Linked DNA regions of Homo sapiens: region 1 is linked to region 2. Evidence: chromatin contacts called from ENCODE Hi-C or POLR2A ChIA-PET data. All regions are on one chromosome and are shown on one strand. Each heading gives the region's core, a stretch centred on a gene start or an enhancer-like site at or near the end of the contact. The rest is flanking DNA. Distances are from core to core; before and after follow the strand shown. Region 1 has its middle 29 kb from the start of GLO1. Region 2 overlaps ZFAND3 (zinc finger AN1-type containing 3).

Evidence for each region. Hi-C counts contacts between places; a loop is a spot of excess contacts on that map. ChIA-PET counts read pairs that join two places held with the same protein, here RNA polymerase II (POLR2A). Pooled maps may share reads with other maps.
Region 1: a pooled map shows a loop between it and region 2 (3-fold over the local background). The contact joins two enhancer-like sites. A Hi-C loop is called at or near these places in 5 of 50 pooled maps. POLR2A ChIA-PET finds 5 or more read pairs at or near these places in 2 of 52 experiments (OCI-LY7 and activated T-cell).

What each region holds. Positions count from the first base shown.
Region 1 is chr6:38,672,508-38,675,207 of GRCh38, reverse strand. No RefSeq gene overlaps it. Among named protein-coding and RNA genes, the nearest start is that of GLO1, 29 kb to the left of the region's middle. Within about 2 kb of position 1,272, at least 2 of the 41 ENCODE cell types and tissues checked have a DNase peak (open chromatin) inside an H3K27ac peak, as active enhancers do.
Region 2 is chr6:37,866,610-37,869,309 of GRCh38, reverse strand. The region is part of intron 1 of ZFAND3 (zinc finger AN1-type containing 3); the gene reads right to left. Among named protein-coding and RNA genes, the nearest start is that of ZFAND3, 48 kb to the right of the region's middle. RefSeq lists silencers at 1,038-1,107, 2,051-2,251. Within about 2 kb of position 1,394, at least 4 of the 41 ENCODE cell types and tissues checked have a DNase peak (open chromatin) inside an H3K27ac peak, as active enhancers do.

The DNA of each region.
Region 1 (2,700 bases), core at 23-2,522, 810 kb before region 2:
CAAAGTAGGTCACAAGAAGTAAGTTTTCTTATTTTCCATGATCATGGTCAATGTAAAACAAGTCAGTCTCCTATGAGCCCTACATAGCTAAGGCTAGAATGATTATAATACAGGTGGTTTGAATGAAGAGCAGATGGCTGAAAGGGAATCACTTGAGGCTTTCCCACACAGTATTTTGACCATGATTGCATAGAGTGTGTCTTAGTTGAGGCAATTTTAATAAAAATACCATAGACCGGGTGGCTTAAACAACAAACATTTATGTCTCACAGTTCTGGAGGCTGGGAAGTCCCAAGATCAAGGCACCAGCAGATCCAGTGTCTGGTGAGGACCCACTTCCTGACTTGTAGACAGGCACCTTCTCACTGTGTTCTCACACATCCAAGATAAATCATCTCTTAAAAGGGCACTAATTCCATTCATGAGGGTTCTACCCTCATGACATTACCTCCCAAAGGCCCCACCTCCGAATACCATCACACTGAAAATTAGGCTTAAACATATGTATGGAAGGGAGCCGCAGGACACAAACATTCAGTCCATAGTACAGTATATATAAATAATCCTCAGCCATCCAACTGATTATGAAGAGTGTTAGTAAGGATGCTTGCTATTGGCAATAAGAAAAAAAGCCAGCACTTAAGAGATTGTAAAATGGATTGGTTGACCAGGCGCAGTGGCTCACGCCTGTTATCCCAGCACTTTGGGAGGCTGAGGCAGGTGGATCACTTGATGTCAGGAGTTTGAGACCAGCCTGACCAGCAAGATGAAACCCTGTCTCTACTGAAAATACAAAATTTGCCAGGCATGGTGGTGGGCACTTGTAATCCCAGCTGCTTGGGAGGCTGAGGCAGGATAATCACTTGAACCTGGGGGGTGAGCTGAGATCACGCCATTGTACTCCAGCCTGGGCAACAAGAGCGAAACTTCGTCTCAAAAATAATAATAAAATGGGTTGGTAGAGGGTTCAGAGATAACAAGAACCCCAGATTATTTCCATCTTTCCCATCCTGTCATTTTTAGCATTTTTTCTCACTGGACCAATAATATGATCAAAGATGCCTACCATGATTCTAGGTATCATGTGTAGACCAACAATGTTGATAGGATTTGGCTGTGTTCCCACCCAAATCTCACCTTGAATTGAAGTTCCCATAATCCCCACATGTCATTGGAAGGACCCAGTGGGAGGTAATTGAATCATGGGTGTGGTTTCCCCCATGCTATTCTCGTGATAGTGAGTTCTCACGGGATCTGATGGTTTGATAAGGGGCTTCCCCTTTCTCCTTCCTGCCACCCTGTGAAGAATGATGTGTTTGCTTCCCCTTCCGCCGTTATTGTAAGTTTCCTGAAACCTTCCCACCCTTGCAGAACTGTGAGTCAATTAAACCTCATTCCTTTATAAATTACCCAGTCTCGGGCATGTCCTTATAGCAGCATGAGAACGGACTAATAGAAATGTCCAGTGAAAGAAAATATCATTTTATTCCTCATGTGTCTTTGATAAGGAGTGAAAAACCTTTCCCTAAGCTCCTCAGCAAAATTCCCGTCATATCTCAACCAGTACTGGGTCACTTACCTGTCTAATCACTGGCCAAGGGGGTGGGAACACTCTGACTTAGATGGATCGTATTTACCCAAGCTGGCTGCATGAGGGTGGACAGTGAATCAGAATTGAGACTGCCAGAATGGAGGAGCAAATAGGGGCTTCTGGGTAGGTGTAAACAGAAACCGCACCCAGAGTCAAATTAGATATTGAGAATTAGATATTAGGTGCAGAGTACTGTAAGAAATGAAACATTTCTTGCCCTCAGAGCTTAGGTCTGAGATTGTGGTTCTCAATCATATTAGACTTAGCTGACCCTGTTTATAATAACATTGTAACATAATATCTATCACATCCACTATCCTGAAATGACATTCACATGATATAACCTACTTATTGGCACGACATGAAGAAACATCAGTCAATACCTTTATGGTAATATGAAGGAGAAATATAATCAGGTTGCAATAAAATTGTGCATTTTAGTATGTCAGTGCCCACATAGACTAGAAGACAATGGAGTAGTCAGGTGCTTGCCCTTACATATGGAAGAAGAAAACATCAGAGTATTGTTGACACTCTTTGATATTTTAAATAAAGACTGAATTTATGATTCATGAAGAGCTATAATTTTACAAATTTAAATACATATTCATAACAGGTGCATTTTACTGATGACTCAAAAACATGATGTTATGTTGGAAATATTTCCCAAAATGGTGATCAATTCTTGCTAAAGTTTCGAATAAAAGAGTAACTTTTTTGTTTATAGAATAGTTTTTTCCCTAGCAAATATTAAAATTATAAATGCAAATAAGTAAGATACAAGTTGTAAGTTCAGATAATAAAAAGCAGGCTTTAATTCTTTTTTAAAATTTAGAATAGTTTTAGATTTGCAGAAATGTTGCAAAGATAGTGCAGAATTCACATACACCACATACCTAGTTTCCCCTATTTTAAAAATCTTACATTAGTGTGGGACATTTATCACAATTAATGAAACTATATTGATATTATTAACTGAAGTCCATACTTATTCCAATTTCCTTCATTTTTACCTGCTGTTTCCTTACAGGTGACATTCAGGAAACCACATTCCATTTAGTCACCATGTATCCTTAGGCTACTCCAGACTGTGACAGTTTTTCAGACTT
Region 2 (2,700 bases), core at 145-2,644:
CGCCTGTAATCCCAGCTACTCGGGAGGCTGAGGTAGGAGAATCACTTGAACTCGGGAGGTGGAGGTTGCAGCAGTGAGCCAAGATCGTGCCACTGCACTCCAGCCTGGATGATAGAGCGAGACTCCATCTCAAAAAATAAATAAATAAAGACAAAATCACTACAGACCATACATATATTATTAAATGAACGATACAATGAACTTTATGCCAAAAAAATCTGACAACTTAGGCAAAATGGACATATTCCATGAGAAATATAACTTATCAAAATTGACATACTATAGACTAAAAAATCCTAATAGCCCTAACTCTACTAACTGAATTTGTTATCAAATGCGAATATTCACACAAACCAAACCACAGGTTCAAATGGCAAATTCTCTCAAACATTTAAGGAATAACTAACATCAATTGAACACTTCCAGAAAAATAGACGAATATTTAACAACTGATTTTGAGGCAAGCATAACACCTCATATCAAATTGTGACAAAGAAAACATGAGCACGTATGCAAAAATCTTTAACAAAATACTGCACTAACAAATGGAGTCTAGTAATATATTTAAAAATGATTCATCATGACCAAGTGACGTTTATCACAGGAATGTAAGGTTGTTAAAACAACTCATCAACACCCACACCATAATACTGCAGGAGAGATCTTTCACAAAAATCTCATCACATTCCTCACTTTCTCAAAACTCTTTGGCTTGGTTTTTGGCTTCCTATAACCACATACAAGACAGAAACCTTAACACAGCATGTAATGCTCCTTTCACAACCCCAGCCCCGCGCTACAGTCACATCTCTAGGTAGTACCCTCCACTATGTACCCCATATTCCCACTACAATGGCCATGTCCTCTGCCCAAGATATACCACTCCCCTCCCTCCCTCTATCACAAATGCCAAAGCTCCATCTTGTTCCAGTTTCTCTGAAAGTTTTCCTAACTTTATCAGGTTGATTTCATTACTCCTCTCTCTACACTCCCACTGCATCTTTTGTAACCCTCAATCACAACAGATATTACCATTTCTTTGTTTTTCTTTCTATTCAACTATCACTCCTACAGGGCAGGGAATGCCCCATTAACAGAATAAAGAAGAAAAACCATATCATCATTTCAAAAGATGCAGTAAAAGCATTTGACACATGTCAATACACATTTATGAAGGAAAAAACTCATCAAATTAAGAATTAAAGGAAATTTCAATCTAGTAAAGACATCTAAGAAAAATTTAACAATTAACATCATTCTTAACTTTCAAGTAGCAGGTGTCAACATTTACATTAGCTTATTTATCTCTCACTGGTCTTAACAACCACCCTGTTTAAATGTGAAACAAAAAGAAAAAAGGAGGAAGTTATTGTCCCCTGGTATAATAGCAACTCTCGGTCAAAAATATTAAATCATATACTCAAGTAAGAAAGCCAAGGCAAGAATCCAGTCTTTCACCCAAAGTACTTTTTCACTATAGTACACTATCTCTAATATTCAGGTTCATGTCACAATGGACAATTAGTCCCTCCTACAAAGCATACTTTGGGAACTTTATCAAAGACTGAGTACTGGTTCTTATTGTGACAATTCTCAACATTTTCTAGCAATGCCACTAGTTTAGGTAACTATGGCGAATAGGCAGTAAAATATGCAAACAGTTATTATATTTCATTAGCTGATCAAAAAAAATTGGACAAGTACCACTAATGTGGAATGAAAAATTTTTAAACCCACATTAAGGACCCATACAACAACCTCAAATCCCCTTTCCTTAAATAGGGGTGCCACAGAGAGGAAAGGGCATAATCATTGGTCTGCTCCTTCCCTTTACTAGTCTAAAATGCAGCAGATGCAGCAGAAAAATTGGTAATTTGAAGATGTATTTCTAATTCGCTACCTGTCAGCAGCAAGCTTAGGACCACAGCTCCTTAACAGAGAAACCAGAGTGACATGGCCACTTCTGAGTTTCTGTCTGTGATTCATATGAATTTTTCACGCACGAAAATATAAATGTTGCCTTCACATCATTCCTTCTGTGATTCACCACAGCAAGCAAGTTCCACAATGAGGTTAGATCTGCTTCTTTACTGCACAACATGCACTTCACTTTAAAGCACACAGGGAAATCCAAGTTTCTTCAAATAATGCTTACAGAACTACAAAAAAAGATAGGAAGGATTTTTCTTCTTTAAACTAGCTTTGCCACTCAACCGCCTATAGGCCAATCATTACTATGCATTCTCTTTTGTATCCTTTTGGGTCCCCTAAAGGTGAACATTTGACTTTGAGTCATCATCTGTCTGAGACAAGACATTAAACAATTCAGACAAAATAAGCCTTCTCCACAAATGGAGTTGCCTTCTGTGTGAGCATCCCAGGTCCTTAGTAAAGCAGTCCGTATGTTTCATGACAACACAGTGCCCTTTACAGACAAATTCCTAAAAGGCTTCGTGAAGTTCTTACCTGACCTTACCACTGTTGAAAGTCAGTGACCACAGAGCTATCTCTCACTGACATTTACAGTGATTGAAGTAAAAATAAGAACCTCTTTTCTTTAAGTGACACAGAAAATTCAAAGGTCACTGGATAATACACTACACCAAGTACAGTGCACCAGTATCTCAGATACTTCTACACTCAAAATGTCTTTTTCAACAATCTTTGGGAGTGTCCTGTGAAAACCACTGGGTAACCTAA